2 separate regions of the Homo sapiens genome follow, and region 1 is linked to region 2. Evidence: chromatin loops called from intact Hi-C (ENCODE). Cell type or tissue: PC-3. All regions are shown on one strand. Each heading gives the region's core, and the rest is flanking DNA. Links, peaks and the distances in the headings are about the cores only.

What was found. A loop is a pair of places that touch in the nucleus more often than their neighbours do. Peaks named below come from ENCODE experiments on the same cell type or tissue, not always from the same donor. Only the 100,000 strongest peaks of a DNase experiment are listed, where the experiment ranks them.
Region 1: it touches region 2 in a loop (2.9-fold over the local background); 3 of 110 quality-filtered maps call a loop at or near these places.

What each region holds. Positions count from the first base shown.
Region 1 is chr7:42,823,042-42,838,616 of GRCh38, forward strand. No RefSeq gene overlaps it. Among named protein-coding and RNA genes, the nearest start is that of C7orf25, 81 kb to the right of the region's middle. In PC-3, for the core only: CTCF peaks have their summits at 8,806 (motif pointing left) and 9,005; DNase peaks (open chromatin) are centred at 8,830 and 9,820; H3K4me3 peaks cover 1,155 bases.
Region 2 is chr7:42,003,468-42,019,042 of GRCh38, forward strand. All of the region lies in intron 10 of GLI3 (GLI family zinc finger 3), which reads right to left. Among named protein-coding and RNA genes, the nearest start is that of GLI3, 230 kb to the right of the region's middle. In PC-3, for the core only: a CTCF peak has its summit at 11,350 (motif pointing right); a DNase peak (open chromatin) is centred at 11,374.

The DNA of each region.
Region 1 (15,575 bases), core at 4,604-12,603, 820 kb after region 2:
GCTTATGCCTGTAATCCCAGCACTTTGGGAAGCTGACATGGGTGGATCATGTGAGTTCAAGACCAGCCTGAAAAACATGATGAAACCCCATCTCTACTAAAAATACAAAAATTAGGCGAGTGTGGTGCCACATGCCTGTAGCCCCAGCTGCTCAGGAGGCTGAGGTGAATCATTTGAGCCTGGTAGGTCAAGGCTACAGTGAGCCATGATGGCACCACTGCACTCCAGCCTGAGCAACAGAGTGAGACCCTGTCTCTCTCTCTCTCTCTCTCTCCCCACATATACATATACACATACACATACACATACACATACACATACACATACACATACACATACACATGCCTTTAAAAGAAGGCTGAAATATATTTGCCAACAACACAGATGAACTTGGAGGACGCTATGCTAAGTGAAATAAGCCAGACACCACAACACAAATACAAAATTTTTTTTTTTGACAGTCTCCCTCTGTTGCCCAGGCTGGAGTGCAGTGGTGCGATCTCGACTCATGGCAAGCTCCACCTCCTGGGTTCACACCATTCTCCTGCCTCAGCCTCCCAAGTAGCTGGGACTACAGGCATCCACCACCTCACCCAGCTAATTTTTTTGTATTTTTTAGTAGAAATGGGGTTTCACCGTGTTAGCCAGGATGGTCTCTATCTCCTGACCTCGTGATCCGCCCGTCTCGGCCTCCCAAAGTGCTGGGATTACAGGCGTGAGCTACTGCGCCCGGCCACAAATACAAAATTAATGCTAGTGAGGATGTGGAGAAACAAGATCACTCAAATATTGCTGACAATAATGTAAAATGGTACAGCCACCCTGGAAAACAGTTGAGCAGTTTCTTAAAAACCTAAACATGCAACTGCCATAAAAAACATCAATTGCACTCCATTTATTTATCCCAGAGAAATGAAAACTTAGATTCACACAAAAACCTAGGCATGAATGTTTATAGCAGCATTATTCCTAATTGCCAAAAACTGAAAACTATCCAGATGTCCTCCAATGGGTGAATCAATAAACACACTGTGGTAAAGCCATACGTTGGAATACTACTCAGCGATAAAAGTGGCAAAATATTGATAATATGCAAAAGCCTGAATGAATCTCCAGCAAATTGTGCTGAAGGAAAACAAGCAATTCCAAAAAGTTCTGTACTGTATAACTTAATTTATATAATATTATTAGGCCAGGTACAGTGGCCTATGCTTGTAATCCCACACTTCGGAGGCTGAGGCCAGAGGATCACTTGAGGCCAATAGTTCAAGACAGCCTAGGCAATAAAGTGAGCCCCTGTCTCCACAAAAAATAGAAAAAGTAGCCAGGTGTGCTGGCATGCACCTGTAGTCCCAGCTACTCAGGAGGCTGAGGTGGTAGGATCTCTTGAGCCCAGGATTGTGCCACTGGAATCCAACCTGTGCAATTGGTGTCCAGTGGGACCTTGTCTCAAATAATAATGCTAATATTATTATTGAAATTACAAAAGTATAAAAATGGAGAATAGAATGTGATTGCCAGGGTTAAAAAGAGGCTGAGAATGAGAAGGAAGCAGGGTAGCTATGAAAGGGTAAGACAAGGGATCTTTGTGGCAATGTAGTGTTCTGTGTCTTGACTATATCAATATTGATATCTTGGTGATGATATTGGACTATTACTGGTGCAAGATGGGGAACGCTGAGTAAAGGGTACATGAGCTCTTTCTGCATTATTTGCTACAATTGCATGTAAATCTACAATTATCTCAAAATAAAACCTTTAATTAAAGAAAATAAACAAAATGCATACTAAAGGATAAACAAACAAAGACACTTTGGGAGAGAAGAGGTGTGAGAAAGTTAAAATTTCATCTACACGCAAGTAACTGGAAAGCAATTACACAATGTCAAAAGCTGATAAGAAAGATTAGTATAAGCTCATTTTATCAGTCTAATTATCAGTATAAAATCACATTATTTAGAAATATGAGCAGTTCCCAAATAATGGGGATCAAAAGTGGTTGTCTCTGAAGACAGGCCTTGGGAAGGAGAAATGTGAGAAAGAAGGCAGGTCCTTTTCATCATAAACTCTTCCGTACACTTCTATTAAACAATGTGTTTGCATTGCCTTAATTAATTTTTAACACTAAGCTAGTTCAGAGCCTTCTCTGAAGCATACAGTTATAATGCATGTGAATGTCTTTATGTTACTGATCATCTCGGTCAATAAATGGCTGAACTCAAACAAGGTCTTAAAGTACCTTTTCCCTTGCCCCTTCTTTGTCGTGGATCAGCTCCTTTCCCGGATCAGAAATAAACAAAGGGAAAAGCCCACCTTACTTTCTTTCCTCACATTCTGTTGACTTGTTCAACTCACTTGTGATTTTTATTTCCCTGAGTGTTCACAGGAACACTGTCCTCACTCCTTGCCCCCACCCCTCTGAGCTTCCTGATTAATAAGAATTCAATCCCACATTCATTAAGCCCCTTCAGCTTTAACCTTTTCATTCTTCTCTAGCAGAGACCTCTTCTTGAAGAATCCCAAAGCCTCCTCATTCTGAACATCTTAGATCACAATTTAAAATCAACACATCAGTTTCAAGAAAGAGTTATATTGTGATTTACTCATAATCACCCTCCCTTCAATTACTCAGGCATTTATTCACTTCCCTTGGGCTGCAAATCCAAAGAGCGATTGATTTTCAGGCTCATGGTGGATGCCAACTCAGGGATAAGGCTGTTCTGGAGGGGAAGGAGCCACCCATGAGCAGAAGCTACCTTGAATTCATTTTCCACAGTTGGAATTAAATGCTTTTGGCACCCACCGTCAATGTGATTTTTAACATATCATGAAAGGAAGTTAAACTAAAAAAGACACATGCAGGCAGAACAAACAGAGGATTATGGGGTTTTATTCATAGGCATTATGATAGAAAAGGTAAGGTGGTGCCAATGGTTTTACAGTTCATGTCAAGTGAGACAATTCGTGCTGGAACCTCAGAGCTGGTTCTCGAGACAGCTGTACTCTACAATGGAGCAGGGAGCAGTTCATAAGGCACTGGCTGACAGATTCCTCAAAATGTTTGTTCCAATCCTAGGCTTAATAAGTGATCCCCTTAAAGCAAAGTTGGTTCCCCAGAACATTTATACAAACAAAGGGGTTTGGACTCCACTAGGAAAACACTGTCTTTCTGGTTTAAAAGTTGGAGGTTAGTATCAATCTTTTCCGTCAAATTGCATACCTCTAAGGGAAATGACAAGTGGAGAGTGCATGAGCCTTTGGTGTGAGCACCCTCCAAAACCTGAGCCCATTCAGATGCTGCATCTCTAAGGCTCTGACAGATGATCATCCTTTTTACATCCCATTAAAACACTTGTGCTGAGATGATTTCTTCGTCTTGGGGAGATAGAGATGTGAACCTCAAGATGATGCATTGTGTGGGCTGGGCAAGACCTATTTAACTCACCATCAAATGTCTAACTTTTGGATCACTTTACCCCAGCAGCACAACTGCCTCTTTACAATGTATTTGGTTGAACTTGGAGGCTCTACATCTGGTTTCGTCCAACTTCAGCTCATTTGATTTTCCATTGTCCAAAGATCACATCTGTGCATTTGAAATCCCCCACCAAATGCCACCACCGGCTCTGGTTCCCACAGGATATAGTGCTTCTCCTAATCAGAGCTGATGCTTTAATGGCGAGAAAAACAGGCATCAAGTATTCAACAAATCTATTCTTTGGCACCTCTTTTAGCTTTTATTAAGGCGAACGTGAACAAGGGCAACGCGAAGTCTAATAAATATAGAGGACAGGAAAGGCTTACGCTGGATTATGGCCAGGCCTGCTTTGCCCATAATAGGGCATTTAATTTTTCATTTATTGATTACACTGTGTTTGCTACAGTAGCCCAGCTTGCCAAGAACATAGCATTATATGAATTCCGAGAGCAGGAAGGACTCAAGGAGTAACATACAAGGAAATTCAAGAAACTTTCTTCAAAACATTGGCCATTGAATACCATTTTTCTCAATTTTGAAAATAAATTTTTTAACAAGTATAAGGCCTCACATTACATGATGTGAAAAGGCTAAAAACAGCAATAGAAATTACATTCATAAAAGTGCATTGCCAACATACAACAAAGGCTTTGGCTTGTCCTGTGCCTGTGGGGATGTAGGCATGGCTGGCAGGGCTGCCTTGTGCTAATCCTCAGCTCCCTGGAGATGCCCATCCCTGGGCACTGGCTTGAAAATAAAAATTTAAACCTCTCTGATGTTTGACATGATACGAACTGAAGCTTACAAGTTGAGTGTCTGTGCTCGTGGATATGTATATGTGAGTGTGGGCTTTGATGTGTGTGTGCCTATGTGGGATCTATTCCTTTTCCTTGATTATTGTCTGTCCTGGTCATATTCTCATACATTTCTTACCCCTCAGAACTTCTTGGTATAAGAGGAGTACCTATTGACTTAAAAGGGAAATTTTAATTTTAGAGCATTAAATTCCATTGGCATTAGTGATTAGGAGACTCACAGGTCTTTGCTCATCAGACATCAAGAAATCAGAGAAGTCCACATCTCAGGACTCTTAAAAATACGATTAACCTCTCTATTTTTTTTTTAAATGCTCTCTTCCAATAAGCAGAGTATTTGGAGCTTAACGATCATGTATTTACTATTTTGGTAGTTTTTAAGCTAATATTAAAATGGTTCTATTCAAAACATTTGGGACTATTTTAATATGTCACTTGCTTAATACAATCATGCAAACATGTTCTCAACAGGTATGTATTTTATTCCCTCCTAAAGGCACAAAGAGAGGAGGGAGACTTGGCTGCTCTTTGCTCTAGAGCCCAAAGGCATGAACCATTGAGGTACAACAGTTTGAAAATACACATGGGCTCTTTTTTGGTACACATTTGGTTTCCATTTGCTTGAAATAGTTTTGTAGCCTAATAAAAAAAGAACCTACATTTTTTATATAGGGAAGTTAACTGGCTGTGGTTGGAAGATTTTTTTGTTTTTTACTCAGTTATTTTAAGGATATTATCACAATAATGCCCAACACTCCATTAGAGTGACGGAAGTGAGCATTGACTTGATGTAGTATGTTTTATTATTCATCATCTAAAACACCAAGTGCCAACACCCACATATGGGGTTATGGCATATGTACAACAGGAAAGCATTTTCTAGAAAGCAGTAGGTCTTCTATAGCATAATATTCCAAGGTTGCCATCATTCTTTAACCAGCTCCCTAAAAGAAAGAGCAAATGGTCAGGGATTTTTTCACGCATAAAACTACCATAAACTCTAATCAAATGGATGCTTGCTTAAGGATTTGAATTCCGGAGTATCTCCCATGCAGAATAAGTTAAGAGCTAGTCTGGAATATTGAGTAAGGGAAGTTCACAGACCTCGCAGAAGCCAGCACAGATGAACATTCAAAAGTTCACAATTTCCAGGCTTAGGTCAGTCCTTAGGAGTTCACAAACACAGATGGAATATTTCTTTTTTTTTTTTTTATACTTTAAGTTCTAGGGTACATGTGCACAACGTGCAGGTTTGTTACATATGTATACATGTTCCATGTTGGTGTGCTGCACCCATTAACTCGTCATTTACATTAGGTATATCGCCTAATGCTACCCCTCCCCCCTCCCCGCTCCCCCCACCCCACAACAGGCCCCGGTGTACAGATGGAATATTTCTAAATACTTCTACTCAATGTTTACTTTCCTAAAATACCAACTAATAAGCACCACTGGAAGGATTTCTTAATTCATGAGTTCCGAATACACCGAGAATTTAGCATTTAGAATCCCCATGATCCAGGTATTTAAAAACTCACCCGTTTATATTCAATCAGACGTCTATTTTTATAGATGTTCATTTATTTGAAATATAAATTGATGTTCAGTAGAAAGCAGATTTCTCAAGAAGTAACCATAGTGGCCTAACAACAAAGAGGTAATATTTTGTATACCAGTGTGCAGCTTTCTCATTGTGGGGGATTACAACAACATGAGTTCCTCTCTAGCCATCCTCTTCAGGAGTGTTGTAGGAAGGTAGACAACTCCCGGACATGGTGGCTCATGCCTGTAATCTCAACACTTCAGGAGACCGAGGCTGGAGAATAGCTTGAGCCCAGGAGTTTGAGACCAGCCTGGGCAATATAGTGAGACCCCATCTCTACAATCATTTTTAAAAAAGCAAATGGACAACAGATGCTAACGCACTTGGAAAAAAAATTCTACCTTCATAAAATAATGGCTGCCAGTGAGTCCTTCTTATGTGGTACTCTTCAGCTTGCCTTCCCCTTCACAGTGATGCTGTAAGACAGGTATTATTCTCATTTTAAAGGAATAAATCGAGTCACCTCCAAGACCACATAAACTAGAAAGCAGAGTACTGGGATTCAGCTTGAAGATGCTGCTAAATTATTCTCACTGTCCATGAGCTTGAGTCTCCCCTTTGTGCCTGGAGTATTAAGGGGAAGAGGACCATTATATTTTTCTCACAGACATTCTCTCCTACTCCCATCGTTCTATTTCCTGCTAACTCCTGACCCCATTCATGTGGCAAAAGAAGAGGCTAGATTGAGCTGAGTGAGAGCAGGTGTTGGAGGAGGCAAAGAATGGAGAGAATTTCCTCAGTCATGGAATTCTATGTGATTGATTTGGGGTGGTCATGGTGTTTCCTTCACCTGACCAGCAATCTTGAAGCATCATCAGTGGTCCGTAAGATGTACATATGGTCGGGGCCTTCTCTGACCTTTTATGTTTCCTTCTAGCATTATCCAGGTGAATGCTGCCTTCGGGTTTCTGGTGTCTGTAAGTCTCCTGCACAGTACCCTGAAATGTCAGGATTTATCAGGAGTAGTCTCAGCAATGACAAAGCCCACCTGGATTTGTGTTTTTGCTTTTATTTCCTGCTTGTTTTTCCTATTAAGTGTGATCACTCCTCTTCTTCTCCACTGGAAGATAAGCTTGACATGGGGAAGATCGTTGACTCGTGTTCACAGCTGAATCCCCGGAATTGTTCCTGACACACAGGAGGAACTGGAGGCCTATTTGTTAAATGAATGAATCAATCAATAAATGAATATATGCTAGTGATTAGCCCAAATAAAGCAGGAACCCAATTGCTATGTTCTATATGAAGGTAATCAGTTGGGATAGGCTCCTTGTAAAAACAAAAAAAAAGAAAAGAAAAAAAGAAAACAAACAAACACAAAAAAAAACAACCCAATGGTTGATTTCTTATACCTGGCATGTGGCTTTTGGGAGTCAGCAAAAGGCTGTGTTCCTACAGTCCCTTAGGGAGCCAGGCTGGGGAGCAGCACCAGCCCTTCTCTGGAGCTCCTTGTCTGAGGGATACGGAGCTAGGTAGAGATGCTCCGACCTAGAAGTGAAACACATCACACTCACAGGTCCTGGCCAGAACTAGTAACGTGGTTCTACTCCACCACAATGGGCCAGGAAATGCAAACTTCCCACTGGCCTGCAAGGCAGGAAGCTGGGACTATTTGGTAAATTGCATGTCTGGTACCACCAAAAACAAGTGAAACAGTGACTCTGTAGGCATCAAAGTTCAGTGTGTAGATTCAGAACACTAGAGCCAGGAAATGGAAGGAGGTGAACATAGAAGATGGCCAAACTAGCTGCATTCAGCGTAGCACTCTTCATAAGCTGTCAGAGGCAGTGCTTGCAGTGTGGCTACAGCCGCACTAGGCAACACAATAATTGACACACAAGAAGAGCTCAAAAAAGATTTGCTGAATGAATGATCACACAAAACACGAATTCTATAGAAGAAATAGAATCAGAATGAGGCTGACTATTGCTGCTTCTATTTGGAATGGTATTGTTTCATGGAAGGATGTGGGTTCATGTATAAGCTACATCAGATAGCTCACTTTTCATTTCCCTGGAGTTAAAACATGTGGCTCTTCAAAGTCACACACACAAGGCTGCAGAAACCCAATACATTGGACAAGAGGCTATAGCCGTAAGTCCTGGGACTCCTGCCATATGAAAACACCCTCCCGTCCTGGAAGATTTCTGCCTCCTCAGATGGGGGCTTGGATCAAGTGCTCTGCTACCCTGGTCTCTCCAGGTTTGAGATGCTGTTATTCTCTGATCCTGGTTTTGGCTTTAGCACTGAGTTATATTATATTGCTGAGGTCATTGTTTATTCTACCACATGGTTGTAGTGGCCTCATTTTATAAATGAAGGAACAAAGAACAAGAAAGTTCATGTAGAGTCCAGTCTCACACTCTAGTTTTATGCTGAGGCCAGGGCAGTGAAACAAGATTCAGTGTGGGTGGTGAGTATGAGTGTGTGTGATGTGTGGTGTGTGTGATACATATATGTGTGTGTGTGTTATGTATGTAGTATGTATGACTGCATGTATGGTGTATGTTGTGTGTGTGACTGTGTGTGTGGGGGGGTGCATTTTTACCTCTGCTGAAACAGCAGTTCAGGTAATAGAAGCCTCCTGTTCAACCACAAAACAGATTGTTTTCCTCCAAATTCCTCGGACATCGTGGAGCCCTGAGTCAGGATCACTATCTCCACCGTGGAGAGGGAAGATTAACCTGAAAGCAATGTGCAGGAGAGTTGCAGGCACTCTCCCTCAGTGGCAAACTAATGCATGGAAGGCACTCACGAGAAGCATTGAATAGATGCCTCAGATGTGGAATTATACATGCTACTTGATGCACAAAGCCAGGCTACCTGAAAGTTCCTTCTAAAGTTTTAAAAAGAGTGTGAATCTGTGCTGCAAATTTGAAGGCAGTTCCAATTTGGACAGAAAGCTCCCTCTGCTGGCTCCAGAGCTCCCCATTTTCTTAGCGTTAGACAGTGCAACATACTCCACCTGGCAGGGCACAGCCGAAGGACATGGGATCATGGCATGTATGTGCTGAATTAGCGATACCTGGAATGATAGGACATGGCTCAGAAAGGACACCAAAGAAAAAAGGAGCAAGTGGCCTTTGGCGGGGGAAGGAAATGCTACTGACACAGCCAGAGCCACTTCTCAAAAAATAGTCTTAAAAAAAATATGAAACAGCATTTGCACAGATTAAACACTCAAGTTATCCCCTCCATCCTACAATTCACTCTGACTGAAGCATTTGAGCACAAATTATACTCTCAAAGTTTTCTTAGGAACTTATAGTAAATAGAAACTCAAGCTAAAGTTCATCTTAGGAATCTGTCAACCTTACAATGTTTATTTGGAATAAACTCCCTCTCCACGGCAGAGATAGTGATCCTGGCTCGGCGCTCCACGATGTCCGGATAATTTGGAGGAAAACAATCTGTTTTGTGGTTGAACAGGAAGCTTCCATCACCTGAACTGCTGTTTCAGCAGAGGTCAAAACCTGCCACACACACACACATGCAGCCACACACATCACATATGCACACCATACATGTAGTCATACATACTACATACACACAACACACACAGTCACACACATATATATACCACACACACCACACATCACACACACTCATACTCACCACACACACGTTTGTACACACATGTACATGCAACCACAGACCCTAAACACTGATACTTACCACTCACACACACAGTCACACACGCTTATCCACACATGTTCACACCACACACCCACAAAGTCAAGCACATTTTTACTTTCTAAAGTTTTAAAGTCTGTGTGCTCAAATTTAAAACTAGGATCTTATTTGGTAAGTACTCCACACCCCACTCATGCCCAAAAATTTTTCAATTATATCTTCTGACAGATTTGAAATTCCTGAGTAACTCATTCCTTAAGAGGTCACTCTAACCTCTGAAACAGATTTTAGGGGAAAGAGGGTGCCAGAAACCACTCAGCCTAGTGAGACCAGTTTTACAAGTACATGGAGAAGGTGAATATGAAAGGTATAATTTCCAGAGTTCAAACAAGTGTTTCAACCCTTAGATGCCTCTGCTACCCTCTTCCTATAGCCTGAAATATAGAATTTAAGCTCTACTTTTTTGGTCTAAAGCCATGTGACCCTTTTAAAGGGACATGTTAGTCAAGGAGTACAAGGTTTCGGTTTCGTAAGATGAATAAATTCTAAGATCTTACTTATAACATGGTGACTAGAGTTTCCAAATCTGTATGAATCCTTGAAATTTGCTAAGATGGTCTTTGGTGTTCACACTCACACACACATACACACACGCAACTACATGAGGCAACAGATATGTTAATTAACTTGATTAAAGTGATATTCCACAATGTATAAGTATATCAAAGCATCAGGCTGTGTACCTTAAATATACACAACTTTTATTTGTCAATTATACCTCAACAACCCTGGAAAAATAAGATAAAAAGAAATAATGACTTAGACCAAGAGGTTATTAGATAATCTCTTAAAAACAGATTTTGTTGGAGGCAGGAGGAGCAAGGGAAGGAAGGAGCCCTAAGATACTGGGCATCACATCTAAAGAGAAGTTGGGGGAGGTGTGACAGCACTAAGTGGGAGATGACTTCTAGAATGAAGAGCCTTGAATTTGCTAACAGGAGGCTTGGATCAGCTCACGGTGTTGCTAAGCCAGGATGTGGTTTGGGGTTATTAATGAGCACTGATGGCTCTTCATTGCCACGTACTGAGTGCTGTGCCATGGGTCAGATACTGTGCCCAGTTCCCTATCATGGAATCCTCTCACACAATCCTGTGAGGAAGAGACGCATCTCTCAACTTACAAATAGAAAACGAAGGTTTGGTACTTAATCCAGGGTTAGGGAGTTTTGCTCTAGGAAGCAAAACCACCTAAGTGCCCTAATAGGGACTGCTCAAATAGCCATGAATGGAGTCATTGCTATTTTTCTACTGTTTTCACCACAAACAAGACTAATTCTGAATAATAAACTCCTGAACAGTATCCTGTGAGTACCAGCACATTCTTCCAAGGTCATCCTTCAGCCCTCCCTTTAGTGATGAAGATTTTGAATGCCAGAGGGGGCCAGTAGCGAAGCAGTATTGCTCACGAGATGCACAAGCTGCCCCCACCCCTCATTAGGGCAGGACCAAGAGCCAGCCACGATTCTAGAAAAGAAACCAGGCGGAGCACAGTGGCTCACCCCTATAATCCCAGCATTTTGGGAGGCCAAGGTGGGCGGATCACTTCAGGTCAGGGGTTTAAGACCAGCCTGGCCAACATGATGAAACCCTGTCTCTACTAGAAATACAAAAATTAGCCAGGCGCCACCATGCCTGCAGTCCCAGCTACTCAGGAGGCTGAGGGTGGAGAATCACTTGAACCTGGGAGACCGAGTTTGCAGTGAGTCAAGATTGCGCCACTGCACTCCAGCCTGGGCGACAGAAAGAGACTCCATCTCAATTTAAAAAAAAAAGAAAAACAAAACCAAAATGCACATGTAAGTAAAGTATGATTTTTCACCATTTCAAGAACAAAATTGGCATATGATGGTATATATAATTCTGCAACTACATTAATGTTTATAACTGAAGAAACACTCATATCAATATTTTCATTATATTGTATAGTTTTTCCATTGAATGCATTTGTTTATTTTGCTAATTAAAAAAAAATTGTGCAGTTAGAAGTTTCCAGAATCTACAAAATAGATATGAATCAATTATAATAAAATAGCAATTACATTCTAATGTAAATGTACAAAGTTTTGTTCTGAATTTTTCATGATCACTACCTTGATTTAGCCCTCAAGACTGAAGTTTCAAAGTTGAGGGCCCTCCTTTGCATAAGTAAATTAGGAAATATGCTGAGAAGCATTTACAACCCACACTAAAGGGTCTATTGTGAAATACATTGACTTCATAATTGCTATGAAGAGTTGCTTTGCTGTTTTGATCTTTGCATGGTAAAACTCTTCCAAATGTTTCTAAAGAAAGAGAGCAATGTATGAAGTGCAAAAGTGTTGAAATCTACTACTGATCAAAATATTCCATTTGATTGTTTTTCTCTTAACACTGTAAAGCTTAGAGTCCTAATTTAGAGAATGGACATGGGTTGTCTCTGTTCTTTCCTAAATTTGTCTGCCTTCCTATTGGTGGCCCTGAGAAGCTTTTTGCTATTTCTTTGATGACTTTGCATTTGAGGCTTTGCAGGTGTAGGTGGGCTGGGGAGGTGTTTTTGTTTATGTCTTCAAGGAGAGTGCCTGGATAGAGAAAGGATTATTCAGGGGTTTACTTTGGTATTTAAAAATTGATATTCAACTTATTAAAATTACAAATTCATCTCATCTCAGCCTTCTGAAAGTTAAAAACTCAAAACATTTATTTCTTCCGTAAGCTTTTAAATTCAATCTCTATATGTAACTATACATGTTAGTCTAAAAAGTTTTAACAATCACTTTGAAGGAGCTTTGATTCATAGTTGATCCTACTTACAAAATTAATTTTAAAACTTCAAATATATAAAACAACATTTATAAATTTCAAATAATTGATTTCCTTCTAAATACTACAATAGTCTAATTGAACAAACTTTTCCTAAATATTTAAAAATTACACTGTACATTTAATAAATTAAGCTTATAAATAAGAACTTTAAGTTATCTAAAATGATCTAATATTATTTGCAAACAAAGCTATTTCAACTTAGAAATTTCAAGTGTAAATCAATTACTCAATTACACATTTTCAATTTATTGATAAGGTTGACTAATATTCTAATAGATGAAATCTTATAAACATATTCAGATGCCTTATTACAAAAATATTAACATTATGTTTTGATTCTCTTACAGTTTTTAATGTTAATCTAAATATTTTTCCGGGTAAAAGATGCTAACCAGCTAAAATACAATATGTCACTCTCCAAAATTTAGGGGATACCTTCTTAACAGCTAGAAGTTCTTAACAGCTGAAAGTAGCAGGCCTGATACAAACTGAATTCTTGTCAGTGACACAAATGGGCCACTTCAACCAAATGGACAGACTATAACAGAGACTTCATAGCATAATGAAGGGGCTGATATCACAGAGAACCTATGTCCTGTAAAATACAGTTTCCCATAAATGAATGAAAATCTCAGTGAAAATCTGCTACCCTCACTTACCCTGTTACATCACTTAACCGGGCTTTTTCATTCCTTTCCTTCACACAATATTTAAATGTCTTTTCAAAAGCTGCAAAGACCTTGAACTTGACAGACTCTTGCACTTTTTTTTCATATTAACCCTGTCTCTTAGGGCCACAGAATAGATTATAAGATGGCATCTAATCAAATAGTTAGCTATTTATTTACAGTTAGTTGTAGCATGGTTATGAAAAACAGACTTTGCAATCAAATTTGCATGGATTGGAATCCCAGGCCTGCCGTTTTCTAATTAGGTGACGTTGGGCAAGACACTTAAAGTCTCTGGGTCTCAGTTTTCTCATCTGTGAAAAGTATTATTTTGATATTTGTTGTGAGATGTAAATAAGTTAATGTAGAAAAAGACATTAAGACAGTCCCGGGCACATACATTATATAAGCATTAGCAACCACATATTGTTGCTCTTTCATGAGATAGAACATTCTATTGATAGACTGCCTGCCCATTTTGTAATATTCAATAATTGTCCATAAGATGTGCCTGGTAAAAGTTTCTAGCTTAGGCCTTGTGTATTTCTCTATTAATTCGAACCTTACTGAAGTATAATTATTTTTTAGAAAAGAAGAAAATGATCATTCTAAAGCTTTGTTGGAGCACTGGGCCTTTTTGCTTAGCCAAAGGCAACTTCTCCAGGCTAAGCCACTACTGGGAACTCTGAAGCATGGGAGAGGGTGGACCCATGGACTGGCTCACTCAACATCCATCCCAGACTCTTCTCACAGGTCTTCCCTCACACAGAAGTGAAAAGCTGACCACCTGCTATGGTTTGGATATGGTTTGTTTGTCCCCACAAAATCATGCTGAAACTTGATTCTCAATGTGGCTGTGTTGTGGGGTGGGGCCTAGTGGGAGGTGTTTGGGTCCTGGGGCAGATCCCTCATGAATGGCTTGGTGCCATTTTCATGGTAGGGAGTTCTTTCTTTCACAGGACTGGATTGGTTCTTGAGGGAATGATTAGTTCCCACAAAAGTGGGTTGTTATCAAGCCAGGATGCCCCCTCAGGTATGGTCTCTCTTCTCCCATGTCTGCTTCCCCTTTGACCTTCTCCACCATGTTTTGATACAGCACAAAAGCCCTCACCAAAAGTTGAGCAGATGCCAGTGCCATGCTTCCTGTACAGCCTACAGAACCATGAGCTAAATAAACCTATTTTCTTTATAAATTAGCCAACCTCAGTTATTCTTTTACAGCAAAACAGACTAAGATACCACCATGTTCTTAAACTCCCTTGCAACTAGGGTCTGCCAAGTGATTTGGGCTACACACATGAGGTGCACCCATACATGAGTGGGAAGGTGGCAACAAAGATGGAGGAGCTCCGTGGTCCTTATGCTGCTTCTCCTCTTTCTTCTACAATCACAGAAGTGGAAATGTTGGACTGAAGCAAAGATTCCAGTGCCCAGTCCCTGACTTTGTTAATGTTGAGAACTAACAACAACAAAAAAAATATGTTGCTTTCTTCCTTTCTTCACTCAAAAATTTCTTCTGTTTGGTCCCCAGACCATGCACAGTCTGGAGCAGTGGTTCTCAGCCAGAGGAAATGTCCCATCCTCCCAGGACACATCTGGCAATATCTGGAGACATTTTTGATTGTCATGAACAGGTATCAGGTGGGGCTGGGATGGGGATGACATTGGTATTTACTGGGTAGAGGTCAGGGATGCTACTAAACATCCTACAATGGACAGGCCAGTCTTCACAACAAAAAATTATCTAGTCCAAAATGTCAATAGTGCAGAGGTTGGGAAATCCTAGCACCATACACTGTGTTCTGTATCTGCTTACTAAGTGGCTCTTTAGCTCCATGAATATGCTTGTATTGAACCCCAGAAGATGAAGCGATAACAAGTAAAAAGTGAAATTGGGAGGAGAGCATGAGATGACTGTAAGGAGCAGAAAAACTTCCTGGGATTGTGTCTATTTTGTTAGTTTATTGATGAGTTAGTGTGCATTTAATTCAAGTGAGTGAATTCAAGTGAGCAAGTGTTCTAAGAGTAAAAAGATGGAGGAAATTTTGAATCCGTTACCAAAGCTGTTGAAATCATCCCTAGACCCTCACCACCCAAAATGTGGTCCAGAAACCAACACCACTGGCACCGCCTGAGAGTTTTTTAGAAATGAAGACACCCCAGTCCTACCTCTGAGATTTTTAATAAGAATCAACATTTTTAACAAGACCTCCATTATGCCAATATGCACATTGAAAATGTACTGCATAGGCAACACCAGCAGGTGTGTATGAATTGGAGAGACAACTTTTAATTGACAAGTACTTGGATAGTGAATTGCATGGTATCACACTTTTGCTCCCTGGCTGGTAAAATGCAGAATTTCAACATGAGACACAAATCAGTATAACTTCAGATCTGCTTTGTTTTATATCTGATTGCTACTTAATCACCAGTGGCCTGGAACACATAGATTATTTCTTTCTCCCTCTATTAAGTGTTTAATGATCTGCAAACAAGCTCCTGAAAAGATGCCA
Region 2 (15,575 bases), core at 7,204-15,203:
GATAATAACTAAACAAATGAGTGAAAGTACAAATGACAGAGAAATAAAATAATGAAGGTGATTTAATAAAGTGTACAGCAGGCATTTAGTTTAAATAACCACAGTTTGATAATATTAAAGTTGAAAATCTCATCAAAACCCGAGATTCTTCTGGAGAAAATAGAAATAACTCATTCATTCAAATATGACCCAAGTCATAAAAAGAAATTTTAAAAATCATTATTAAAGGATTTTATTCTCAAAAGGCTGTAGATCCAAACAGCTTTACCAGAATGTTATTTCAGAAATTCCAGGAGCAAATTATTATGCTACGTAAGGCACTCAAGAGACGGAAATGATAGATATGACGTAGAATATATATTTTTGTACATCTAGCCATGTCTCTGGTATCAAAGCAGCACAAAAAATGAAACAAAGATATAAATCTCAGTCATAACAATGTGAAACTTATAAATAAACAGGAAACCTGTATCTAGCAACATATCAAAAGAGTAACTCACCTGGCACACTCAAGGGATGCAAAGATGATTTAAGACATAGAAATATATCATACCACACAGTAATCTCTATGTGGCAAACAGTCAGTAAAGTAACTACAATCACTTGAGATAAAAGTCTTAGAAAATTTAGGAGGAGAAAGAAGGGCACTTCATTCACATGCCCAAACATTATCTATGTTAACTGAACAGTAAAGAGAATAATAAAGGTTGAACCCCAAAGGCATTATTCCCTTTAATACCAGATACAAAACTGGTGTTATACAACCAACACAATTATCTAACACAATGCCAAGAAATCTATCCAATGCAATGAGACATAAATGAAATATGTATCTGATATTTTAGATAAATATGTATCTGATATTTAACAAGATAAAATTATTCTTACTTACAGATCACAGGAGTGTATTATTAGAAAACCCAAGACATAAAATACAGAGGCATGAGGAAATATCAAGAGTATTCAATAAGTTGATTGCACATAAAATAAAAAGAAACAAAAACCCAGTATACCTTTGCTATTAAAAGCAATGACCAGGAAAGGAAAAATGCATACAGAAAAAAACTTCCTACCTAGGAATAGGCCAGAAATGAAATATGAGGTAAATCAAGGTAGAAAGCTCAGAAAATGAAAAAAATATATACTCCATTATTATCTGGGGAAACTGAATTTAAAGGAAAATTATTTAAAATAGAGACAGGGTCTCACTATGTTGCCAGGCTGGTCTTGAAGTCCTGGGCTCAAGCGATGCACCCACCTGGGTCTCCCAAAGTGTTGGGATTCCAGGCATAAACCACCGTGCTGGGCCAGGAAACTGGATTTTAGAGAATGATATTCTTTTCAATTCAAGGCTTTAGTAACATTCCAGGCAAAATCCGAATGGTATATTCTTTTAAATTTAGTTCAAATCATTCTAAAATTCATCTGTTTAACTCAGTTATTTGGTTTTAAAAATTATATCTGAAAGGAACAATCCAAATTAGGAACAAAGAATTTTACACAAAGAGGTTTATTATTTCTGATGGCAAAAAGAGTGGTGAGAAAAACCGTAAATTACACACAACGATTCAGTGATGATGGCACATACATATGATGAAAGCAAGACACAAAATAGAAACTCACAGAACCAACACATGAAGTACAGACTCAATTTTTAGAAATACATGAAGACAAAAATATTTTAAAATATTAATATTTTAATAAAAGTTGCCTCTGGTTTTAACTGCTTTTGAAGGAATTATGGATTTGGGCTTTAAAAAAATAGTTATCTGAACCTTACCGTTTCCCTGTTGCTTTAGTAAGCCTCATTATGTTCCCCTTATTGAATGCTTTGGTGAGCGTGGTCTCTTTAAGGGCTCTCTACCGTATGTGACTATAATGTTTGCCATATTTTAGAACGTCAAAATTTAAGAACGGATGGATGGATAGATGGATGGATGTGGTGCAAAGTGCTTAACTGCTAAAAAACATTTTTTATCCTGAATTCACATACACACACACACACACACACACACACACACACACACACAGATTCAGAGTCATGTCTGGATGGACCTCCTCTAAATTTTGGGGTCCATTGAGTGAACACGGTGCTGCCTTTTGTACCCTTGGCAGGGAGCAGCTGATACCTGCCTCCCTAGAATACAGCCCAGGTGCTCGCCTCCCCAGGTCTCCTGTCCACTGTTCAGACACCGACCCATTGGGCTCTGCTGCAGCATTAACCACTGCCCGACGTGGGAAGGGAGGGAAGCGTATGAAGACAAAGGATATTATTTTACTATCTCTCTAACTTCCTGTTCAATTTCTCTTTCCTTGTTTTGTTCCTCTCGAGTTCTAAAGACCAAAGACAGGGTTCCCCTTGGAGTCCTCTGGAGGACACTAGTTAGTGAGAGGAGTTGAGGAAGGGGAGAGGGATGAGGCTGTTTTCAGGGCGTGAGGGATGGGTATCTCACATTATTCTCTAGAAATAGTCCCAAGTTCAGCATGGTCTCCATAAGCGAAATGATGTTACAACTCTTAGAACCAACCAAATGCATGTTTCTACCATAAAGGATCTTGTTGCTTTGCCACTTATCCCTAATTTGAATATATCATCCCTCAAAAGATAAAATAAGTTTAGCAAATGACACAGAGAACAAATTCTAAACTAGAATATGGATCCCCCTGTACTTAAAAAAGTATAAGGGATACCCGAGCTCGAAGGGCAACATTGCCCAGAACAAGGCTGTCTGTTGTCTGCCAGACTTCAGGCTCCAATGGGGCACAGGCTGCCTGGTGCTTCCCTCAATGCAGAGTTAGTGGGGGCAGTGGTTCTCAGATCTCTGTATGCACAGGAATTATTCCTCAGCTCTGGAGTGAGGCTCAGGAACAGACATCTCCAAGAGTGGGAGGAGAAGAGGGTGGGCTGGGAGACAACTGTCCCTGGGCCACCACGTGCTGGCAGAGAACTCTGAGGAGTCCAAGAATTCTCTATGAAACCTGCCCTCCCTAGTCACAATGCAGGTGTATTAGACAAAGTATGAAACATTTCATTCATTTATCAGCTTGTGAGCTTGGCTTACAGCTTCTAAATATTGAGATATACAGTGTGTGAACCTGCATGTGTATGAGGCTACAGATATCCTATCAGGGGACAGGCCCAAAAGGCTCTGACAAGGACTACAACTCCTAATTTTGGGGGCTAGGGACAGTAAGGTTTATTCCCAAGTCAGGAATGTGCTATTCCAGGGAAACATGGATAACTTCAAGTGACCCAGCCAGGTAGAGCCCAAGTTTCTCAGGGGGAGACATTTCTGACACTTACAGGATCCCTAACAGGAATTGCCAGGGAGGCCCTGGTAAGTGCATTTCACAGAGCACTTTCTTAGGACTTAAAGACCAGTTCATTTCTATTTGGTTCTTTTTATTCATTTCTTAGTTTCTAAATTTCTTAATACATTTCAGGAGTTCCTGACAATAAAAGCATTAGGAAGTGGAAGTGATAACAGGGTTGGGTCATTTCTCAGGCAACAGAAATGTGGCTGGGTTCCACAGGCAGCAGGTGAGGCTCTCCCAGGTGTTTTTAGCTCAGCCTCAGCTTAGAGCCAACAATCTCTCAAAAGGAAACGTTCATTCTTAACTCGAAATTCTTGAAGGAGAGAAGGAAAATGAAGGGCCAGTTGACCAACACCACCAAAGATATCTTAGCTCCACCCAGAACACAGGGGAATAGAGTGAAGTGAATTACCAAGATAATGATGCTAAGGAGGAAATTTAAAAAAAAAAAAAAAAAAAGGAAGGAAGAAAAAAGAACCCAACAGCAAGATATTGCTACGCAACAGACAGAATGAGAAAGAGCTCAGCCAAGTTAAAAGTTCTTATGTCATCTCTTATGTGCTTGAAATAAAAACAAGATTGAGATGCACTCTGCTAAGGACTGCAGTTTAAAAAAAGTGATTTTAAAAACTCAATGATCACACCAAGTTTTATATCCTTCAGGTTAAGAGTTAGGGCACACATTTCCACAGTGCAAACCCAAGAGAAAAAGAAGTACTTATTGAGGAAAAAAACGCCTTTCCTGGTATTCTCAAAGTACTTGATTATTTACCTCTCAATAAGCTCGGCACTAATGTTTTTATCTCAAAGGATCTCAGAATAAAATGTATGTGATACAAAAGCACTCACAGCACAAGACTAATTTCTAAAGAAAATTATATGGGAATTTTCATATGTAATACCCATAGCAGGAATGGTTACATCAAAATGAAGTGAGAAAAACTAAAAAAATCTAAGAAGTTTTTACAATAGAGGTGGCTCTGGTATACAAGGAAAAACTGAGGCCTCACAGTACCCACATTCTTACCCCATGTCAGTTACCTGAGGAACTCAGAGGTTCACCCTTTCAAACAGTATGTCGGCCTAGTTTGTTTTACTAAGTAGTAATATGTTTTATAATAAAAAAATTAAAATAAAGAAGGAAAAGTCTTGACCTAGATGGAGAGGAAAAACTGCTGGAGTGTTATAAAACTGAGATGATATTGTTCTTTGTTGAGAACAAATGAAAATGAGTCCCTACTTTAAACATAGGCATGTAACTGGCTTGCAAGAAACTTCTGCGGTATAAAGAATTTCACTCAGGTTCGAGTGGGACTAAGTAAATCTAGTCCAGCAACCCACTGGATGCTCTGTATTACCTCTATAATACCCCACACCCATGGTGTACAATTTAAACAACCTCACATTGCAGTACAGGAGCTCCCTTTCCCCTGGGTAAACATTTTGGACGGGTCTCAGAGGACAATTCGGTTTTCCTTATACCAAGCCTAAATCTGTCTCCCTATGGTTTCCATGCATTGGACCTTTGATCCATACATTGAGGACAAGCTGGATGCAGCTCCCACAGGACAGCCAACCACCAACAAATATTTGAAAGCAGTTATCATGTCCCTTGGCACTTTCTGCCCACCTTCAACTTGCAAAACTTCTCTTCCTTGGTTCTTCTTTATTTTTTCAGAGATGGGGTCTCCCTATGTTGCACAGGTTGGAGCATAGTGGCTATTCACAAGTGCTCACTGCAGCCTTGAACTCCTAGGCTCAGGTAATCCTCCAGCCTCAGCCTCCCAAGTAGCTGGGACTATAGGCGCAAACCACACCTTCTTATCTGGTTCTGTCAACCACTCTACACGAGGCAAGTCTGGTTCTTTCTCTACCTGATCCAATGCCTATACATCAGTGTATCTTTAGAAAGTGGAGTGCCAGACTAAGGTGCTCTTTTCCAGAGATACTTTGAGTGTAATTCTAATAACATACTTCTATTTCTATAGTTGAGAATCACATTAGCTAGGCTTGGTGGAAACTATCTTTGTCTTGTAATAGTGAACTTATAGTTGATTAAAGGTCCTATGTTGTTATCATAATTTTTAATCTCCTTAGAGCTATTTCATGTTTTTTATTTTTCAAGATCTCTGAGGATCCTGATTCAGTCACTAACTGGATATAAATATTCCTCACAAACAACTCTGATGATAATTGCACTCCACAACTTCATCCTGGAAACAGGTACACCAAATTGTTATGCAGACCAGGGCTGGGAGCCCAGCCCAGCAGCACGATTCTAGAAACAGCTCCCTTGACTGATGCCAAGCCATGCCCTTATCATCCACCCAACAACTACATCTCCTAACTGCTGTTTAACACAACCATCTTCCTCTGCCTTGGCCGTAGTTTCTTATTAAAGGTTTTGCTGAAGTCCCGTCAATCATATTTACTGTATTTTCCTGAACAACCAGTCTAATGATATTGTGAAAGAAAATATCAGCCCGGTCTAGTGTGACAGTTTTCTTAGTGAACCCAGAGGGTATCAATGATCACCATTTTATCTTATAACAGGACAACACGTTTATGATAATAAAAATAGAGTTTTCTCTAGAATTGACTTGACCCTACCCTTGGAACTTTCTGAATTCATTTTCTTGTCCCCTTTGAAAGTACAGAACGATAGTCACCACTTTCTATCTCCCCCAGCAAATTGTTCTTTTTTTTTTTTTTTTTTTTGTAATTGATCAAAAATTTCTGATATTGGTTCATCGTGCCATTTGTAAGGAATTGCAGTCCTGACGTTGCCACTCAACTGGCCTCTGACTCCCTTACCAATCAACGATCTTACTCTTGTGTCAGCTGGGCACGCATGCTTCCTTTTCCTGCTGTCTCTGTTCCCAATGGGAAGCCCCAGGAGAACGGGTCTCATCGGCGTCATCACTGTCCTCTCAGTTCTCGTTCCAAACAAATAACAAAATGAACAAATGAACATTCACTTGGACCAACACAGAAGATGAGCAAACGAGGAAGTGAGCTGCTTGCTTTCACTGCCATTCGTTGATTGTAAACCATTCATTCCAAGGGATGTGCCTCCCCGTTCCTGGATCCCACAGCATCCTCTCTGTGGCCATCAGGACCCACAGTAGCCCCAGTGGACTGGATATGTTCAGGTAAGTCTATGTCACTAGTTCTTTCTTATTTCCACATATTTACTTTCTTTCAATCTTTTGTATGTATCTAACTTTATCAAAGAATTCCATTGAGATCTATATTCTTCAAACTTGGTCTTTTCTTTCTTAGATAATCCATGAATGCTTACAGTGGCTTTCTGGAATGATCCTCAACTGACTTGCAGCACTTTCTCCAAAGTCTCTTGCTATTCAACAAGGCCCCCAGGGAAGCCAGGATTGACACTCGGAGCTGCTCCTGGGCACCTGCTCCTGTGCCTGCACGAGGCTCCAGAGGCTGCCCTGAGAGCTGTTTCCCTCTGGAGAAGCCTCATCTCTGCCTCTCTCCATGTGAGGCTGCGGCTTAAAGTGGGACGGTAAATAACACAGGGCTGGGTAGGGGAGTGCACTGGGAGCTTGGAGGTTCAAGTTAAGAAGTTATGCTTCTTCTAAGTGTTGCTTCCAGCTTTAAGTTTAGGATAATCGATAGCACACCTGACCACATCAATAGACAGATGCCTCTTCTGGATGAGTTCATGGGTTTCAGCCTGAGTGGAAATATTCAGTTATAGATGAGCATGTGATTTTCACCTGTGTTTTGATCAAAGAGTCTGAAGTTTCTGATGAAGTGTTATATTCGCTTTCAATGGTATCTAACTGGCCATAAACATGTGGGAAAATATCAAACTTGAGGCAACTTGACTGAAGTGGACAGGGGAAGGGGACTGTCTTTGTTGGGGTGAAGTGTGAGATAATAAAATGCATACATTTAATAGTTAAGAACATCTAAAGGCCAAACCTTCCTTATATGCACCAAGCAGCCATTAAAACAATATGATTTGTGTATGAGGAAACTGATTAATCAGTAGCAAACCACTCACTAATGAGTTTAGTGGCCTTCAATATGTTTTTTAGCCTTGCTAGACCTCCTTGTAGTTGGTTAGGTCATTTTTAAGATTCCACAACTAGGAGGGACCACAGCAATAATGTCCAGGAAGGAGGACACAAACCAGCTACTAAAAGAGGATTATGTTCATTCCTACAGAACAGAACAGAACCTACACCCCATTCCTCTGAATCACCATTTAGAAATAAAATGTGGTCAATCTACCAGTCTATTTTATTTGTCTGAGTCCACCTAGCCTAATGCTTTGACTATTCAGTCCCACTTTGTTTAGGGGAAATGTGGCCACTGTAGATGTGGCCACTGTAGATGTATGGAGTTATTTGCTGGGTAATGCCTGTGTACCCACAGATAGCAGTGTCATAGAGCACTCCACAGCCAGACTGAGTCCCCAGCCCAGGGGAGCTTAGGCAGCACTCAGGCAAGAAGGGGTGGTACTGAGGGAAGCAGAATGAAGTTAAAGGTGAGACCACCTGAAAAAGGCAGAGCCTACAGCTTAAACCCTGCCATAGCTTTAGCAGTTTCTGAAATAAAGCAAAGAGAATCACCATATGGCCCAGCAATCCCACTTCTAGGGATATACCCAAAAGAACTGAAAACAGGTGTTCAAGCATGAACTTGTAAATGAATGTTCATAGTAACACAATAGCCAGAAAGTAGAAACTCAAATATCCATCAACGGATGCACGGATAAACAAAGTGTGGTATAGCCAGCCATCCAAGAGAATATTATTCAGCCATAAAAAAGAACAAAGCACTGATACCTGCCACAGCATCAATGAACTTTGAAAACATGGTAAGTGCAAAAAAGGCAGACATCGTACAAAAGGTCACATTTTGTATGATTTCATTTATAAGAAATATCCAGAATAAACAAATCCATAGAGACAGAAGGCAGGTTGGTGGTTTTCAGGGGCTGGCGGGGAGGGGGAATGGGAGGTAACCGCTTCATGCATACAGAGCTGCCTTGTGGGGTGATCAAAATGTCCTGGAAGTGGACAGTGTTGGCGGTTACACAACACTGTGACTGCGCTCAATGCCACACAGAACTGCAAACTTCAAAATGGACAAAATGGTAACTGCTATGTGATATGTATTTTACTGCAACATGTTTATGCTAGCCCAGTGAGTACACTGGCCAGATCCCTGGCCGGGGCCATCATCTCTCCTCTCTTCCTCCCCGACTTCCTGCTGGTCCTCACCGCTCGTGCCTCTGAGCAGAAAGGATAAACCTAATGAGCCCAAGTGTCAGCGCAATATAAATTACGGCCAGGGGAAAAAAGAAACGACTTGATGCATGGCCGAGGATCTAAGAGAGGAATGTCCACCATTGTTTGTGATTATGGATCACGTCACAATCTAATAGCCATTTTTATTTAATCAATAATTTCCATGCTGAACAGACAGCCCTGTTACAGAGAATCGACAAGCAGGTACTGATAGCGACAAGCCTCGTTATTAATCTTTCCTCTGCCGGCTTATCAGCCAAACTACTGTAAAAGGCACCACCAAGATGGATTTTAGAATCCACCTTGCTCCTCTCCCCCCTCCCTTTTCTTCTTCTCTCTCCTGTAACATTTCATGTAATGCAGACACTACATTTACTTGAGTAACCTGGGGCTTGTGTAGCATAAAAAGGCAGTTCACGTTAAGCAATTTCACAAATCAGTAGGACCTAGACCATTGCTCAGGGTTAGCCATTATAGGCTAATAAATCATACTTTCTCTTTGAGTTGTCAATCGCCAAAAAGCTTTGTACAAGTGCTGGCATCTGTAATTCCGTAAAGGCTTTTCATCTTAAAATAAGATGCTCTGGACTGATAACAAGAATAATCCCCTCTTGATCAAGAAAAAAAAAATCTGCATTATATCAATTAAAGCTACAGCCAGAAGCCAAATGGCTCAGTACTGAGATTCCAGTGAAGTTTATCTCTGCTAAACACGAGGAGGAATACAGTGAGGGCTGTGTTTCACTTGCAGCTTGACTGCTTTATCTTGTGGTAGAAACTGCACCAGAGGAACCTGTGCAAACTCTCCCTGCCCCCAGGAAAGGCCACCAGGAAGACCTCCTCTTCACAAACTGGGCTCTCCCGCATGTCCTAGAGAGCTCCTTGGGACAGGTCACATGTGCTGAAGCACAAGGGAGAGCCTAAAGAAACACCATGTCCCTTTAGGCAGGTAGAGCAGCCGAGATAAGATTGGGCCGGTTATGTTAGAGACATGGTTGACCGGAGAGAGTCCTGTGAATCTAACAGAAGACAGCTGGTGCAGTTTTGTTTTCCTGATTAGAAAGACATTTTCATTCCTGCCAAACAGATCAGGAACTACATCCCATTCATCTGAATCACCACTTAGAAATAAAATGTGGTTGACCTACCTGTCTATTTTATTTGTCTAAGCCCACCAGACCTAATGCTTTGAATATTCATTCTCTGTATTCGTCCAAAACAATCCTGCCCTGATTGGAAGAAAAGTGGCCACTGTAGATGTATGGAACTATTTGCCAGGTGATGCCTGTGTGCCACAGGATTATATATTCATAACTAGAAAATAAGACACACCTTATTTTTTTTTTTTGAGACAGTCTCACTCTGTTGCCCAGGCTGGAGTACAGTGGTGCAATCATAGCTCATTGCAGCCACCTCAGCCTCTCAAGTAGCTGGGACTACAGGTGTGCCTCACCATGTTCGGCTAAATTAGTATTATTATTGTTATTTTGTAGAGATAGGGTCTTGCTATGTTGCCCAGGATGGTCTTGAACTCCTAAGTTCAAGTGATTCTCCCACCACGGCCTCCCAAAGTGCTGGGATTATAGGCATGTGCCACTCGCTTGGCCTGGCACATCTTATTTTGCACAAAGCAAAATAATGACAAAGGAAAAATGATAACAATCACAATAAAAGCTAACTGGCTCTAAAAACTTGACTAGCACTGTAGTAGGTATCTCCCATAAACTATCAGAGATAATTATCCCAACGACCCTGATAATCCTGTTTTAAAGAAAGATAGCAGAATCTTAGTACCCTTTGGTAAAGAGCCTGATGCCACACAGGCAAGACACAGAGGTTCCATGGGTAACGTCTCCTCCCAGCACTCAGCCAGCAGCCCTGAAGCTTCTGACTTCTCTCTGGATATCATGCAGAACATCCACATCAGCTGCTCAAACTGTACTCGTAAAACATCTCCAAACTATCCTCCCAAATTTTAAAAAATAATTTCAAATAACTTCCACTGCAGAGTCTCACTTCTGGCCCTACCCCAGTCTAACCTTGCCCTCTTTAATACACTGTACTTGCAACTTGCCAGGTTTTGCAAGGCTCAGCCCCATCTTTCTAAAGCTGATGCTGGCTCAAGCCATTCCTCTCATCAAAAGCATTTAATTATCCTTACTCCACCTGGAATAAAAGTCAGACTCCTAGTCTAGCAATCACATCTCCCATGACATGGTGCTACTCGGCTCTTTAATCTTACTACCCACTACCCTTCTGCCTTCCGGACATACTTTGGTTCTGCTCTAACTGCATTACTTATCATACCACTCTTCAACCAAAAAGCATAAAACAAATCATTTGTAATTATATTTCTAATTCAAAGAGATGCCAAAAACCTCAGTCTTTTATTATATTAGCTATAATCATAGATAAAATTTTCCCATACTTTCTGTACCCTTTAACTTCTTCCTGCTGTCTTCTCCACATAGAATCCCCAATGCCTTTCTGCAATGGTCTTTCTGTGTTTACATCCACCAGTTTATTCCATACCATGCTCATATCCAATCTCCATGAGATGTATCTTTCATTCCTTCTTCTGTGCCTTCACCTTACTCATTTTCCCACTGTCCTGCTTGTACATCGATAGTACTCATAACAGCCTGCCCTGTATGCTCCCCTTACTCAAAGGGATAGCCCCCAACCCCAGCACCCTAGATCGGACATGCATGAAGCGTTTTCTTCTAGCTGCTATGCCTGCAATTTCTGTAGTGGCCACCAGGTGGTGACGATGGATCAACAGCAGATGAGTAAACAGGTAAGATGAACAGCAGCCTGCATAGGCGAGCCTGTGCAACTGAAATCAATGGTATACTTATGACTATTTTTAAATGTTCATAAAAGTGCACTTAATCTCTCCATTCTTCAGTTGAGTGAGTTTATTAGTACTACTTGCTATGGATTTTTCCTTATGTTTGAATAAAGCTTTTGAGTTTACAAAGTACTTCCATTATAGGATCTCATTCTATCCTCATAAACAAAAAACAAATTAAAAAACCCAGTGAAGAACCTAGAATGGATATTATTATCTCCACTTTACAGATGAGACACGGAGGATTTACTGCAGGGTGACTTACTTAAATTCAGAAACAGTTTCTGGCAGATGTAGGAATGAAAGACAGATCTCCAACACATTATCTGGTGTTCTTCCCATCCCCCACTCACTGATTAATGCTGGTTTTACTGGTAACTGGGTGGGGTCGGGTGGAGTTGGTTTAAGTTTAAGGCCTTGGCTTACACATTGTCTCCTGAGGATATCCCATTTACAGTTCTCTTCTCTTGCAACATTAATTGTTCTAGAAAAAATAAAAATGCCTCCATGGTAGTATTTGGCTAATCCCAGAGAAGCCTAAATATCCCCAAATCTTAAAAAAAAAGTCCTCGCATTAGAAAACTGCTTTCTGTTCCCGGAGCTCTGTTTTATGTCAAAGCAGGAGCCTGATCTCCAACTCTGCTTGCTATGATCTCAGAAGTTGGAGTCTGTGTGACTTCCCTAGGCCTGAAAAAAAAAATAGTGATGGAGTTTCTCCACCAAGAAAACGGGCTTGGCTGGTTATGGGCCTTACTGAGAACTACTGTGTGCCTAACCTTAGCAAATGTGGTTTTTAAATTAAGCTCTGCCAGTTTACACACGCACACACACACACCCACCCCCCCACACATAGGTATATTTAAGTAGCTTCTTACTAGAGACATTTTAATGAGATCATCTCTTATTTCTAATCTGAACATTCTAAAGAACATTTAAACAGGAGAAACTTTTTCTTTAATCACAATTTTTTTTTGTTTTTCTTACGTGTGTTTTTCTTTCTCCACACTACGCGACAAGAGGAAATATTTAGGGCAGAACTGGGGGCAATACTGTCTCCCAGGGACATCTGACAATGTCTGGAAACAGTTTTGGTTGTCATGACGAGGGAGGGAATGCGCAGGACAGCCTCCCACTATAAAGAACTGGCATCTCATGGGGAGAGGCCTGGGATGCTGCTTAACACCCTACAATGCCCAGGACAACCCCCAACGCCAGAGAATGATCTGCCCTTATGTGCTACAGTGGAGAAACCTTGGTTTGGTGTAACCACCGAAGAAAATTTCCAGAAGGATGTCAGGACACATGAACAGGAGAGATGGAATCTCCGCACTGCAGAAAAGCACAAGGAAGAACCTGCAATGGAAGAAATGAACCCAGAGCGCCGCTCCAGTTCTTCTCTTGCAGTGTTTCATGAACTGGGGGCCTATCGACATCTTTCTGCAATTACTAATTTCATGCTGACATACCAACCCCAACACTGCCTGAATATTAACCTAACCCCTGCTTTTATACGTGACATGCATGGACACAGCAGCCTCTAAATATCTTGACATTTTTCTCTCGTAAGCAGAATCACTAACATTTTATTGAGTATAACTTTTTTAGCTAATTCCCTCACCGTTTTATGTGGTAAAAGTCACTATTTTCCTTGGGAGCAGAGCAGGCCGTGAACCCAGGTCTGTCTGCTTTGAAACACATTCACACTGTACTGCCACTGGGTAATGATGGGAAACAAAATTATTCCTTCAAATCAGGTGCTAATTCTTCTCAAATCATCATCATCACCACCATCATCATCATCATCATCATCACCACCATCATCATTTCATCAGGCCTCAAAAGTTTACCTGCATGATTTACTTTGACCCTAACCATATTTTCCACCTGTTTCCTAGGAGTCTTTTCCAGTATTCCTCTGTACTCCTCCCTCTCTCAGCCCATAGAGTCGCAATACACAATTATGGCTTCTTTATGTTTCACCTCTTGTTGTTCACTATGCTTTTATGTTTCCTTATCTCCTCCTCCCAGTCAGACTGTCCAGTCTTTGAGGGTGTAAATCATGTGTCCACCACAAAGCTGGGGCTGTGGGTACCACATGGGCTGTCCCCAGCCCATGTAGCACCTGCCAGGGCTCTGCACATCTCATCAAGAGCTGTTGAGCAAATGGCTGATCCACTAATGTTGGCTTGTACTTTTCCTAATAAACAGGAGAATACATTATGCCAGCAACATCTGCTATAGGCAAGCATATTCAAATGAGGTATGCAGCCCAGCCCAAAGTGACCACCATTCCCACTTGTCTGGAGTGGATCCATACAGAATATTCCAGGGCACTAACTATTGGCAGAATCTAGAATCTCACCTAAAGTATCATTGAGAACCAGCTAAAAAGCTTTCAATAGGAAAATGTTCCCCAGATGTCAGAAACAGTTACTCGGAGGAAGATTTTGATGAAATATTTCAGGGAGTATACAACGGATGAATGAATTAAGAAAGTAACTAATACATGGCCGCCTCTTAAACTCCACCTGGGGGCAGTCACCCATAACTGTTCACAGCCCCCCGCCACTCCCAGCCCACCCCAAACTCCCTCCCAGGCTGAAAGGGGAGGGGGACTCTGCACAGTACTCCTGGTGGCTGCCAGCCAGCTAGCTCGCACTTGAGGGAGAATCTGTTTACCATCCCTGTCCTAAGGACTATCCAATTCAAACTTTTTGCTTTCTTTGACTGAAACCAAGGTTGAACGAGGCAAGGCCAGGTCTTATTCAGCAGACACACAATGCGGAAGAAAAAGGAAGTCTCTTGGCTTCAGTCTAGCGTACATCCCAGTTTAGCAACAATTAATATAAAATAAGCCACAGAAACCGACAGTGCCACCGCATTCTCCTCCCCCACTCAACCCAGCGAAACACACACATAAAACAATGAGAGACTGAGTGACCTCTTCGAGACCCTCTGTCTGTTTCTCATTAGACCTACTGCATGTGATCTGTGCTTGGCCTTGGACGTTGGGGACAGCGTTTATTTTCATGGCTGTTTCACAGTATGATAAGTGAGAAAATAACGTTCTAAGGGGTCAAATGGTTCTAAGGAGGTCATCCCAAGAGTCAGGGCAGAGATGGGGCTGCCACTCAGAATCCTAGCTGGGCCTGGGGGGCTCTGGCCGGTGGACCACACAGCCCTCACACACCCTCGCAATCAATCTGATCTCCTGAGTGTCTCTTTATGGGAACAATTTCTGCAGGTGCAATTTAGTCAGCAACTTTAAAGAGAACGTGACCCTTAAGGCAAAATTGTCAAAAGATGGCTTTGAAGTTTGTAGTTCTTAGTCTATATTTTATATGCCGTGTTTCCAAATAATTAGAGTAACCGAATTAACTAGCAACTCCATGTAGGGAAAATAAGATCAAAATCTCCACTCATTTGTTTTATGTTTTATGTGCACACAAAACTAATTTCTGCCTCATATCTGAGACCCCTATCGCATCTTAAACTCAATTTTCTCTTAGGTAAGGATAGACAATGCAACTTTAGCAAAGGGATCGAAATTATATGGGAAACATTTAAAATGCAAATTTAGGATCACGGTATTAATGTGAAAAGAATGTCTTCACATCCTAACTCTTCCTTGCGTTTCTACAGACACATCAATTCTTCACAAATTAGATGTGTTTTCTTTATATCTAAATCTCTATATTAAAAAGAAAGCCCCTCATTTTCATGCTGCTGATGTATAGAATTTGTTTCCAAATGGCAGCAAAGGTGATTATGACTGTGTTCTTCTGATAAAGGAAACTTCAGCATGCTTTTAGAGATCAAAATTCGCAGCATATGAAAGCATTTTAAAATCCAAGTAGGTGGTTAATCACTCTACAAAAAGATGAATTTTTGACACAATGCTTCACGGAGACAAATGGAGGATTACAGAGACTTGAACGCCACCCAGTTGAAGCTGGGTGCTAACAGAAATACATCTCACTTTCTCTGCGGTTCTGCCCCACAGGTAGAAGACAACATCCCCCAGTGCGATTGCCAAGGGCCCTGCAGGGTTATGCTGCTGGGGATTGGGCTGGGGAATAAAACTTTTAAAATCATTTGACTTTTTAAAGACCCTTGGGGATAATATT